Regions from separate parts of the Homo sapiens genome. Here region 2 is linked to region 1. Evidence: read pairs that join two places in POLR2A ChIA-PET (ENCODE). Cell type or tissue: MCF 10A. All regions are shown on one strand. Each heading gives the region's core, and the rest is flanking DNA. Links, peaks and the distances in the headings are about the cores only.

What was found. Peaks named below come from ENCODE experiments on the same cell type or tissue, not always from the same donor. Only the 100,000 strongest peaks of a DNase experiment are listed, where the experiment ranks them.
Region 2: POLR2A ChIA-PET joins it to region 1 with 11 read pairs; 1 of 35 experiments calls an interaction of 5 or more read pairs at or near these places.

The regions. Positions count from the first base shown.
Region 1 is chr5:22,904,652-22,911,239 of GRCh38, reverse strand. No RefSeq gene overlaps it. Among named protein-coding and RNA genes, the nearest start is that of CDH12, 55 kb to the right of the region's middle. In MCF 10A, for the core only: no CTCF peak of the experiment used is centred there; a DNase peak (open chromatin) is centred at 2,909.
Region 2 is chr5:23,003,913-23,010,500 of GRCh38, reverse strand. No RefSeq gene overlaps it. Among named protein-coding and RNA genes, the nearest start is that of CDH12, 150 kb to the right of the region's middle. In MCF 10A, for the core only: no CTCF peak of the experiment used is centred there; a DNase peak (open chromatin) is centred at 3,080.

The sequences.
Region 1 (6,588 bases), core at 760-5,759:
TAGAGGAGTAGCATAACAATGATAGCAGGATGTTTTTGGAGGTTTCAGCAAAGGAATGCAGATCCTTGCCTGAAAGTTACTTATTTAATTGAGGGCACTCATTGATCAAGTCCAAGCTGGAGTGCAATGCATTTTCTAGTAAATGAAGAAGTGCATGAAAATTAATCAGATTCTCACATCCATACATTCCAGGGTGATGGAGACTGTAGTAGGGAATATTTTGAAAACATAAGAGCTGTTTCTTATTTACTGCTTTGGTAAAAAATCAAGTAGAATGAGAGTCTGAGATTCAGTAGAAAGTGTAAAATGAGGCTGTGGATGGAGTCCAGAGGACCAAGGATTAAGTAGTAAATATTACTCTGAGGAAAATGAACATTCACATTTTCTGTCCTCTATTTTCAAAACAATTGAAATATAAGCAAAAATTTACAGAAGGCACTGGCTAGAGGAAGGAGGCTGGATATCAGCAGACAAGACAAGGATTTAGATGGATTACTGAATGATGAACACCAGATGTAATCACAAAGACAGACACTGCAGTGCAGAGCTTACAGAAGAGGATGTTGCATTGGATATGTGAGTTGTTTATTTTTCATACTGTAGCATTTTTTTCATTATGTACTCCCTCAACACCTCCTTCTTCACAGCAATCTACTCAGCACATAGCGAGAGCAAGTGAGAGGAAAGTGTACTAAGCAGGGTCAGAGATTAGAGGATTAGAACTGCAGCAGTTGAAGAGATTGGCTATTTCTGCCCAATTTCCCCACTTTTTAATGAGCAGTAGGGTATTTGTTCCCATATAAAACACCATGTATATTTGACTTGTCCAGTTCTGCGCACCCCCAAAGCATGCATTACATCCCGAGAATAAAACTCATTATTTTGAGAAGGAAAGAGTGGTTGGCTATCTCAGTTATATCTTCTTACATGTCTTAATGTGAAGTCTTCTTGACACATTCTGAACAGAAATTAAGCACTGGCAGTCAGAGAGAATCTGTATTAACAGTCTATCTTAGTCAACATATGTTCAACAAAGGTATGATTATACAACACTAAGCAAAGTAACAAGATACACAAATAAAACAAATAATATGGAGAAAATAGAAAATTATTTATTATTTTTAAATATTCTATATTGCTTTCAGGATCAGATATTTATTTTAAGTCACATTTTATGAAAGATTTGTTTTCCTTTTTCTTAATATAGCATCTAGTTTCAAGAGCCTAAGTTGTTTTTTTAATGAAAATATATACAATGAAAAATAGAAGAATATTCACAATCACTGATTTTTTTAAAATATTTTTTCTGAAAATATACTTTGATGTTCCAACCAAATAACTCATCCTAAGGGTGTTGAGAATTCAGCAAATGCCCAAGCTTGAAATTCTATTGTGAAGGTAACTGAAGAAAAACACATTTTATGCAGCAGGAGCTCTGAAGGAAGGACAGTTAAATTATTTGATAGTTCATGAAAGCAAGAAACATTACCACTAAATCCCACGTCAATGAATTTTAACACACATGCCCATTTTAAGAAACACAATTCAGCCAAATATAAATTAACAGAAAATGAGTAATAAACAAAATTCCACTTGCAGATATTTGCTTTTTAATTCCTAGGAACCATTATTTGCTTATTTTTAAGCTAAAATCACTCCTTTGCTTATTTTTTTTGAAACCCCCCCCATTGTGTTTCAGAGTAAATTAATTTCTGTAGCCTGCAGCTATTTTCAGTACCTGAAGAATTAATAATGGTGTTGGCAAAGGTCAGCCTCAATTTTAGCAGTTGTATGATCTATCATATTTTTGTTTAAGTGTGCAATGTTTATATATATGATTCTATTTTATTGTTTTTGCTAATCACATGGATTGTAAGGTGAGAGAAATTATATCAGTAATAAAAACAACATAGATTTTGTATGAATTTAGTTCAACTCAAATAACATTTATTGAGCACTGATTAAAAACCTGACATTTTATTATGTGCTAAAAATATAAAAAGAAATAAGGTAATGTTCCTGCTTTTAAAAATTCCCAGATAAAGGAGGCAACTGAAATAAATTAATCCAGGGTCCACTTTTCAGAATTTGAAGAGTTTTAGAGAATGTCTGCACTGATTTTAATCTTTGTTTACTATATATTTCTTCAGAAAATTTGTAAATCTCTTCTGAATTAGTTTGAGCAGTGAATATTAAAATATGTAAAGATGAATCACTCTTTGGAAGCTTCAAGTTAGTTGCAAAATACTCCTTTATATTTAACCTATTAATTAAATCATAAAAATAGTCCTTCATGCTCTACCATTCACTCCTGTCTCTTAACACACAGTGTTCAGTACCAGTCTAGATTAATTAGTTCCCTATGGCCATTTTCATGTAACATGTTAGCCTTTTTTGAGTCACTGTGAGTACTCAGAATAAATAGAAATGAATCTTGAAAGCCATTAACTTAAACTCCAATCCTCTGAGTCTCTCCTAAATACCCCTAACAAATTGTCATCTTGCCAATGCTTGAGAACCTCCCACACAAGGAACTCTTCACTTTATGAAGCACTTTATGTTCATTAAATTAATGAACAGCTCCTCTAACATTGGAAAGATCTTCTTTAATTGAGCTGAAAACTGCCTCCTCTTTATTTCCATGTTCCTAGTTCTGCCTTATGAAGCAATTCTTTCTTCCAAATGCTAGTCCTTTTTTATCTAAAGCTATTTTCTGCCTACTTTGCTTTCTGCAATTCAGGTTAGACTTTCTATATGTATTTTTAAAAATAATTCCTAGTCTGGACACAGTCTAGTTTGTTAATGCCTGACATACAAATGCCATATTAAATACTAGTAGCTATAGGTTTGCTGTGAACATCCTAAAAGCTAAGACTCAGTTCAAAGCACAAAATGACGCAAGATTTCAGTGACTCACAGAAAGGAGAGGTTGGGCCAAGCACATAATGCAAAGTACTTCATCAGAGCACATTTTTACATGGAAATTGAGATGGGTCCAGGGAATCCACCAGTCAACTTCAAAAATGGATGTTTGCTGATTAAAAGGATTACTTTTTTTGATTAAAAATTAATTTAATAGCTTCACATCTTAGTCTTATAAACCAGCTTAATACCAAGAGCCATCCAACCACAAGGGCCATTCAGGGGACTAAAGACTGGCTGTCTTTGGTTCTCCTATTCATCTAGACTTGAACAAGTATGTAAAATGTAGTCAAAAATAAAAGGATCAGTTTCCTGTCATCTGAAAACCATTTTTTTCCACACTGATGACTCTGCATCAACTAGTTTTCAGCCTATTATTCTGCTCAAATTGAGCTTTTAACCACAAAAGAACTCTCAAGTTTGCAACACTTTCACTGTACATGTATAATTTTAATATCACTGTAATTATTTAATTTAATGCTATGTACTTTTTACGATATTTATGATTTTAATTCAGAAATTTACCTACTTATGCTAGTGTCTCACTTAGTATAAATTGGTGAGGTTTTACTCTTTCTCTATGTCTGTTTTATTCCTTCCACCAAATTTTCTTCAAATCTGAATATTTCCTTGGCATTGAGAAACACTGTGGCATGTGATTAAAGAACCTCCTATCTATACACACTTCTATGGAGTAAAATGTGTCTCCCAAATTCCTATGTTGAAGCCCTAACCCCCAGTGGGGTTGTACTTGGAGATAGGGACTTTTAGGAGGTAATTAAAATTAAATGGTATCAGAAGGGTGGAACCTTAATCTGATAAAACTGGTGTCCTTCCAAGAAGAGGAAGGGATATCAGAGCTATCTCTCTCTCCTCAAGCACACAGAGGAAGGGCCTTATGAGGACACAGAGAGAAGGCAGCTGTCTTTAAGCCAAGAAGAAAGGCCTCACTAAGAACCACCCTGCTATTATCTTGATCTTGAACTTCCTGCAGAACTGTAAGAACATTAATTTTTGTCATTTAAGCCACTCAGTCTGTGGTGTTCTGTTATAGCAGCCAGAACAGACTAATACACCCACAACATACAATCTGTATTACAAAATATACTTGTATAGGTTACCTTACAGGGTGCTATAAAAACCCAGATGAACAAACACAAATTTCAGGGAAATATTCCATGCCCTTAAAAATAAGCACATTTTCATAAGTACATCAATAATTATTCTAACTTTAGCAAGCCAGTCACATTTCACTGGCACTTCAAGTAGACATCTTAAAAGGAGCTTACTATGAGATAATGCTTGTTATGTTGCTCAGATGTTCCATTTGCAACTTCCTCCAAACATTCTTGCACCTCCCACCTTATACACCAACACCCTTATTTATTTCAGATATACTTAGTGAATCGTCACATCGTAAGGAAATGGCTGTACTGCTTCAGGGAGTCCAGGAGCCTGGGCCAAGTAGAGTATATGTGCAGATCAAGAAGGACATGGATTTGGACAAAAATGAGTGATTCCAGATGAAATTTGTCTGGATGGTAGGCTACAGTAACAAGGTGCATATTTACATTTCTTATGTTGATAGGGAATATCTGATGCTTATAATGAAGTTTTAAAACAGTGACAAACAAACAAAAAACACATCTCCAGGGGTTATAGATATTTGAATACCCAAGGACCAGGAGAATCAACGTGATCTCTAACTGAGCTGAATACACCAAATCGTTTCACCAGAAGGCTCAAGGAAATCTATATTGAAACAAGCCTGCTACTTGCAGGAATAAGTAAAATTTATTTCATGTTGAAGGCCAGTAAGTCTGCTTCCTGGTAGTCAAGAATGTATGCTTCTTCCTGTTAGATTTGGAGAGATTAATACCCTTTGATTCTCTGCTGTGTGGCTATGAAATATCCTATATAGGAACAGATAGGGAGTCTCTGGTCAGAGTAGGTCCCTGTATTGCCAAGAATTATTGACTGAGCAATCCCATCATAGTCAAATCAATCAATAAGAAATTCCAGTGCCTTTACCATTAAACTATTAAAAGTGTTTCAAGGTCTAGTGAAGCCTCCAGAATAACCATTCAGATGACCTACATTTTTAGTATGAAGAGTAACTATCATCTCCATTAATTACATAATATTATCCTGCTCAGCACAACAGATAGTGTCATTAAAAACCATGATTACATTCAAGATTCATAACATTTGTTCCTGAAAACCTTTCAAACCTTTAATAATGTTTTCTTTTTTAAAATTTTTTTCAAAGTACCTTTCTCTGAAATTCAATCTAATTATTTTTCTGGGTCTGTCCCTCCTTTGTTTAAAAAATAAAACTCTTGGTTTTGATCTTTGTTGATACACATGTAACGCCCCAACAACAGCAGAATACATATTCTTCTCAAGCACTTACAAAAATTTCTCCAGGACAGGTTACACTGTGACCTGTTTGAATGTGACCCCTCCTAAATGTAGATGCTGCCAATGTAATAGTATTAAGAGGTGGGTTTTTAAGAGGTGATTAAACTACGAGGACTTCTCCCTTGTGAGTGGGATTAAGTGCCCTTAGAAAAAGGCTTAATGGAGAGTTTGTCACTTTTGCCCTTCTGCCTACTGCCATGTGAGGACATGGTATTCCTCCAACTCCAGAGGAAGCAACATTCAAGGCACTGTCCTAAAAGTAGAGAATAATCCTCACCATACAACAGAATCTGCTGGCTCCTAGATCTTCAATTACCCAGCCTCTGGGACTGTGAGAAAATGCATTTCTGCTCTTTTATAAATTACGTATTCTGGTATTTTGTTAATGACCTGCCTTAAAGCGAGTCCTAATAAATTTATACAAAGAAAGTTCTCTGAGTACAGTGTAAGGAAATTAGAAATCAGTAACAAAGAAATTTAGAAAATTCACAAATATGTGGAAGTTAAAAAATAGACTCTTAAATAACCACTGAGTCAGGAAATGAAATCACAAGGGAAATTATAAAACGGTCTGAGATAAATTAAAATAAACACAAAATACCAAAACGTATGGAATATAAGTAAAAGAATCTTTAAAGGGAATTTTATAGTTGTAACTTTATGTTAAAGAAGAAAAAAATTTAAGTCAATACCTTAATCTTTCACCTTAATCAACTAGAAAGAAAAGTGATATCTTTTAAGGTAATTAGCTTGGATGTTATCTAAACATGCCACATAAAGAAGGCAAAAGCAGTGAAATAATAAAGATTAGACCAGAAATTAGTGAAGTAGATAATAGAGAAACACTAGAGGAAATCAATGAAACTTTAAATTTGTTCTGAGTCAACAAAATTGATCAACCTTTAGATAGAATGAAATGGAGGACACAACAGGATTATACTCAAATAAAAATAATGGTAAGAAAATACTAAAAACAACTGTATTCCAACAAATTAGATATACTAACTACTGAAACTCACTCAAGAATAATTAGAAAACATGAATAGAAAACAGAAAATCTGAGCAGACTTCTAAAAAGCAAAATAATTGAATTAGTAAATTTTTAACTTTTATTTCAAGTTCAGGGGTATATGTGCAGGTTTGTTACGCAGGTAAACTTGTGTCATGGGGGTTTATTATAGATTGTTTCATCACCCAGGTATTAAGCCTAGTATTCTTTAGTTATTTTTCCTGATCCTCTTCCTT
Region 2 (6,588 bases), core at 773-5,772, 99 kb before region 1:
AGATAAACAATAAGAACACTAATAAATCCAAAATTTGATTGTTCAAAAGTATCGGCAAAAACTATAAACCTTAGCTAGACTGATCAAGAGAAAAAGAGACCAAAAAAACCACTAACATGAGAAATGCTAAAGGGGTTTTTACTACAGGTGCTACAGAAATTGAAAAGGAGAAAAGAGAATATTATAATCACCTTTTTAAAAACAACTTTGACAACTTAGAGATAAATGGTGAAGCTACCTGAAAAATATAAATTATTTTATCAACAGAATATTAAAAAATCTGAATATTTTATATATTAAAAAATTTTTATTTGCTAGCAAAATCTACCATCAGAATTTTACGCTCAGAAGTTTTCACTCAAAGAAATAAAAAATGTAAATGGAAAGAAAAAGAGAGAGAGAGAGAGAAAGAAGAGAAAATAATATTTTCAAATGGCATGAATGTTGAAAATTCCAAAGAAACCAAAAAATAGATACTTGAACTAATATGTTCAGAAAGCAAAGTCATAGAATGAAAGACTAATGTATAAAAATTAACTACATACTTATACACTAGCAAGAAACAATTGGAAAAGAAATTTTGAAAATTCCATTTACAGCCAGGCACTGTGGTCCATGCCCATAATCTCAATGCTTTGGGAGGCCAAGGTGGGAGGATTGCTTGAGGTCAGGAGTTCAAGACCAGCATGGACAGCATAGCAAGACTACATTTCTACAAAGAAAAAAGCAGAGAATTATTGTGAGGACATGTGCCTATAGTCCTAGCTACTCAGGAGGCAGAGGAAAGAGGATCACTTGAGCACAGGAGTTCGAAGCTGCAGTGAGTTCCCTGCACCACTGCACTCTAGCCTGGACAGCAGAGTGAGACTCCATCTATAAAAACAGATAGATGTTTCCATTACAAAATACCAAAAACACAAATTATTTAAAAATAAATTTGATGAGACATAACATCTCTTTATGAGATGCCCACAATGAACACAATAAAACCATATGCCCACAACGAACACAATAAAAGACAACTTAAATAAATGGAGATATATAACATGCTGTTGAATTGAAAAATATTGTTCATATATCGATTCTTAACAAATTGTTTATTGTTTAAATAAAATCTCAATCAAAGTTCCAGGATTTTTTTCCAGAAAATCAGCTAGAATAACTGAAATAAACTTAAAAATCAAGAATAAATCTGGAGAATTTACAGTACTTAATTTTAACACAGAATTGCAGACATTGAGACACTGTGTTATTGGTGAAAGAATAGATATCCAGGTCAATGGAAGGAAGTAGAGTTCAGAAATAGACTCACAAGTATATGGCCAGTTGATTTTTGGCAAGAGTGCCAAGAGAGGATGATGACAAAAGAAAAACCATTTCAACATATAGTGCTGGAAAAAACTGATAAATTATGAAGAAAATAAATATTGATCTGTACCACAGACCTTACCCAAAAGTAAACTCAAACTGGATTGTACACCAAAATTCAAATCTTATGTGTATAAAACTTATAGAAGTAAAAGAAAAAAAAGAGAAAATCTTTGCAACCTGGGGATGGGCAATATCAAAGTAATGTTCTTTTTAGAAAACATAAATATAAAGATGAAGTCTTAGTCTACTTTGTGCTGCTACAACAGAATACCACAAACTGGGCAATTTACTAAGAATAGGAGTTTACTTTCTCACAGTTCTAGAGGTTGGGAAGTTTAAGATCAAGACAGCTTCAGGTTCAGCTGTCTGGTGAGGGCTGCATCCTCCAGAAGCGGGAATAATGTGTTCTCACATGGGAGAAGGCAGAAGGGCAAGGCAACCAAACATCGCATGAAGCGTACTTCATAAAAGCTCTAATGCCATTCATAGTGGGAGGAGCCTTCATGACCCAACCAATTCCCAAAGGTCCCATCTCTCTCTCAACATCATTACTCTGTCAACATCTAATGTTTTGAGAGGACACATTCAAACCATGGCAATGTCCTTGCTCTAGAAGAGGGGGCTACCAGTGTGTTTAAATGTAATAGTGACTGTGTCCTTACAATAGCACCCAGAATAAATACATTGATTGCTCCATTTACTTTTTATACCTCCTGAGCTCCTTTCTCTTTTGTTCACCACTGCCAATTCCAGGCCATGAGAACTTATTCTATGGAGTTAATAGTTAAGTTACGTAAAATGTATGCATCTCACACTCCTTGAGAAGATCGTGTTTCTTTACAAATAATTTGGAAGATTAAATACATCCTGGAGGCATACATGTTAACTGATGGGACAAAACTCTGAGAAAAAAAGATATCTCATTAACAGGATTTGGGAAACTCAGGTATTCTTCAAAAATTACTCTCTTTGTTTGAGAGAGTAATTACTACACCTACTTCTCTAGGGACACAAAAACTGATTAAAATTCCTTAGCTTAAATAATTATAGGATAATCTTGCTGAACTTCTTATGGTTCCTGGACTAATACCCTAGAAGAGGGGAACAATCAACTCATATCTGAACTGAAACAGAAGTAACCTGGCTACGTAAAATAGCCTCAGGCAGGAACTAGGGTGTTTCTTCATTGTTAAGCCTGGGCAATCTTGAAGCATTGGTTCCAAGAACTTTTCAGTTTCTTCTTATAATGTGAAGAATCACTGTGGTAACTCACAGCTTTTAAACATCTTTTGTACAAAGCCTTCAAGGCTGTAGGCATTGCCCTGCCAGAAGAGTCAACAACTAATTAATAATAATAGTAATAATAATAATAATGTAATAAAAGTTTGTTTATCAACATTTAGTCTGAAAATCAACCGCAAATGGGACATCAACTTAAAGGAGAGTTGATAACAACAATGACAACCTATCCCTGATGCTAGGAGGAAAAATAGGGCTGATGAGAAAAAGAAATGCTTTTATGCTCCAATTCAAGATTGTAAATGACTGATTGTTCAGTTCTCATAGCAACAACTAACCCTTAGCACTGGTAATAAACTAATTCTAACCAATCACTGACAGCTTTCCCCACACATACCTCTGAAAGCTGGCCAACAAGTGACAGACACTCAGGAAAGCCAGCCAAGCAGCAACAGCCTCACTCCAATAAACATACAGCCATGCCTCACTTAAGGATGGGGAAACATTCTGAGAAATGCATCGTTAGGCAATTTTGGTATTGTGTGAACATAAAATGTACTTAAACAAACCTGGATGCCAGGGCCTCCTACACACCTAGGTTATATGAAATAGTATATTGCTCCTAGGCAACAAACCAGTACTGCAAGTTACTGTACTGAATACTGTAGACAATTGTAACACAATGGTGAGTATTTGTGTATCTGAACATAGAAAAGGTACAGTGAAAATATAACATAATCTTATGGGACCACTACCGTATATGTAGTTCGATGTTGACCAAAACATTGTTATGAGGCATATGACAGTATTTCTTCTGCTAAGGTCAACCAATGTTAAGACCTATTGCTGAAAAACTACTTATCTCTGAACTGCAAGTCTCAAAAACTTTATAAAGGATCAGGATTTTGTTCAGAAAAATGGCTTACAAGCACAGATTCTTTTTAGTAAAAATAATTTTAGGCTACTGTCCACCACCCCAGATCCTGAGCAGTGACCTCTTTCTTCAGTAGTCTTTACTTGCCAATTGGTGTATATGAAGTCTGCCATCTTCTGTTATTTTTCTGTCGTCTTTCTACAATTACCATAGGCTACTGGTGATACAGTGATTGCAAATGCAAGATGCAATCACAAATGGGCACTTTTGAGTCAACGCCTTTTTTTTTCTTTCTTTCTTTTTTTTTTTTTTTTTGGAGACAGGGTCTCCTCTGTGGCTCAGGCTGAAGTGTGGTGGCCTGACGATCATGGCTCATTGCAGCCTTGAACTCCCAGGCTCAAACCATCCTCCCACCTCAGCCTCCTGAGTAGCTAGGACCACAGGCACATATTACCGTGCCTAGCTAATTTTTAATTTTTTTTCAGAGACAGGGTCTCTTTTTTTTTTTTTTTTTTTTTTTTGTATAGAGACAGGGTCTCACTGTGTTGCCCAGGCTTGTCTCAAACTCCTGAACTCAAGTGATTCTCCCACCTTGGCTTCCCAAAGTGCTGGAATTACAGGCATGAGCCACTGCACTGTCCCAGTGCTCTTTTTTAATTCCAGAAAAAAATCCAATGCTAATTTTAGAAATTATTAAAATGGAAATATAAACATTCAAAATCACATAAAAAGTTTTAAATTCCAGATTGTATGCATGAATCTCTAGAGTTCTGTGGTCCTTGGTTTGACATTAACACTGCACAAGTTTTAGAAGTTGTATATTCATAGCTAGAAAATGCAAGTCTCTTGACCTCAGTGGATCATCTGAATTTTGAGCCTATGGAAAGAATTGTTAAACCAGTAGCTGATGTTAAGATGATATATTATATGAATCACTTAGGGGTAGGAATACTGATTTGTTTGGAAGGGACAAAGAAAATATGAGGTACGCTGTATCTTACCAATGGAAGTTTAAGGCAGGTACATACTGCTTTGCTTCTTTTTTCATTCAATTAATACTTGTTGAATCCATCTCTTGTGCTAAAACACTGTGATAGCTGTTTGTTGCAGATCACATAACTCAACTTAGAAGTAATTTTCACAAAAGTATGTTAAGGATCAGAATTGGATAATCAAGATTTACTCTAAATGTAACTAAACAACTCTGGAACTGAGCTGAGGGCCACTGCAAAAATGGACCAAGGTATTTGTGATGATCACGAATTGACTATAAGAATTCTAATGGCGAACGTCACTTGGACTTTATTAAATATTTTTAAATGTCTACTAAGTGCTGTCACAGTTATAAATATGTTAATAATATAGATGTGAGTAGCCCCCCACCAACCTCCAATAGAATCTCAATTTGCTAGGAAATGCAGATATGAAAAACATAATCACACTAAAATTTGGAAATGCTATGAAAGACAAATTAGAGGGTGCTACGAGAATGTACAGGGGGGAAAAAAGAAAGTACTTACAAATCAAGGAAGTTATTCCCAGCATTAGTGCAATCTCGGCTGACTCAGGCAGTGGGGAGAAGCAACCACTGAAAGGAATGGGAGAAAGGTACTTCATATCTAACACGTACAAAATAGAAAGTATCAGTTGTCCTTCCTGAAACCCGTTTTCTCCTCTTGATTATCTACCTTCATGAATGGCAATGCTACACTCTTACTCATCACAATTAAACTTTTGGAAACCATTTTTTATTCCTTTTTTTGTATATCTTTGACAACAAATAACTTTACTGAAATTACATTAACATTTTATTAGTTTACTGTTATCTATTTATTTATCCCTTTTGATATAGCTTCGTGAGGTCAGGAACGTGTTACGCTCTGTTCATTCTGCATTCCCAGTGTCAGGAAACATACTGGGGGGTAGGAGGGAGTCAGTTAATATTTGGGGAGTGAGTAAAGATATCATTATAATTATAAAGTTGTATGAACTGAAATCCATAAAAGTTAGGGATTTGACAAAACTGTATAGCCAGAATTTGATCTCAGATATTTGAAATGTCCAAGATGAGGTATGGTCTTATGCACTACAGCATTCTGCTTCAATTTTGAACAGTGAGGTGTATTTATCTGTAGCTGAAACATAGGGAGTGCAGTGTTCTAAGAATTGACAGTTTAGCGGAAGTTCTAAGTGAGAACATCATAAGTAGGGTAAAAAAGAAGGAGCTGCTGTAGAAAGAAGGTGGGTTTGTGGTCGGAGATTTGCATGTGTTGCTTCTTTTCATCAGTGTGACCTGTGATAAGTAATAACATTTCTTAGTCTCTAGCTCCTCAGTTTCCAAAAACAAAAATATTCTAACCTATTTTAGATGTGTTTGAACAAATTCAAGGTGAGTTCAGCAAAGTATACATTTCATAATACGCATTCAGTCATTAAAATGAAGACTCGATTTGATTAAAAACAAAATACAACTTTGGTAAAAATTGGTGCCGTTGTTTGTTTTTGTACTTGATTATATATATGAGGCATAACATTGGATTTGGGGGGCCATATCTTCTCCACATTTGTGCCGCAATATCTGGCATTCTGAATGGGACACACTGGTGCTCAATAAATGTTTGGTGAATAAATATGCGATTCTTGATTTTATTAGTCAAGCCTAGTGATGAGAAATGGCAGAACTAAGAAACATTTTATTGAGGACAGGCATAGCCTTCCATGACATAATACAAATGTTTTATACCCACAGATCGTTTAGACGAAGTCCCAGATTTCATGATTTCTCAGATTCAGGGTCTATATGTTATTTTATACGAACTACTCTAGAAAATAGACGCTGGGATTAGGAATCAGAAATACTACTAGATTAGTGAAGTATAATCCCAGTAAAGCAGAAAGAAGAGAAAAGGGCATGAGGCAGGCTAGGCTGAAAAGAGAAGTACAAGGTAATGTGTTACTGCGCTAACGGCTATTTCATGCTGAGCCTTGGAAAGATAAGGGCTTTACTTGGCTCTTCCACCTTCTTGGCCATTAGAATTTGTCAAGACAGACTATATGAGAAAACCATGCCTTGAAGCAGCTCTACATACGGAGGAAAGAAAAGA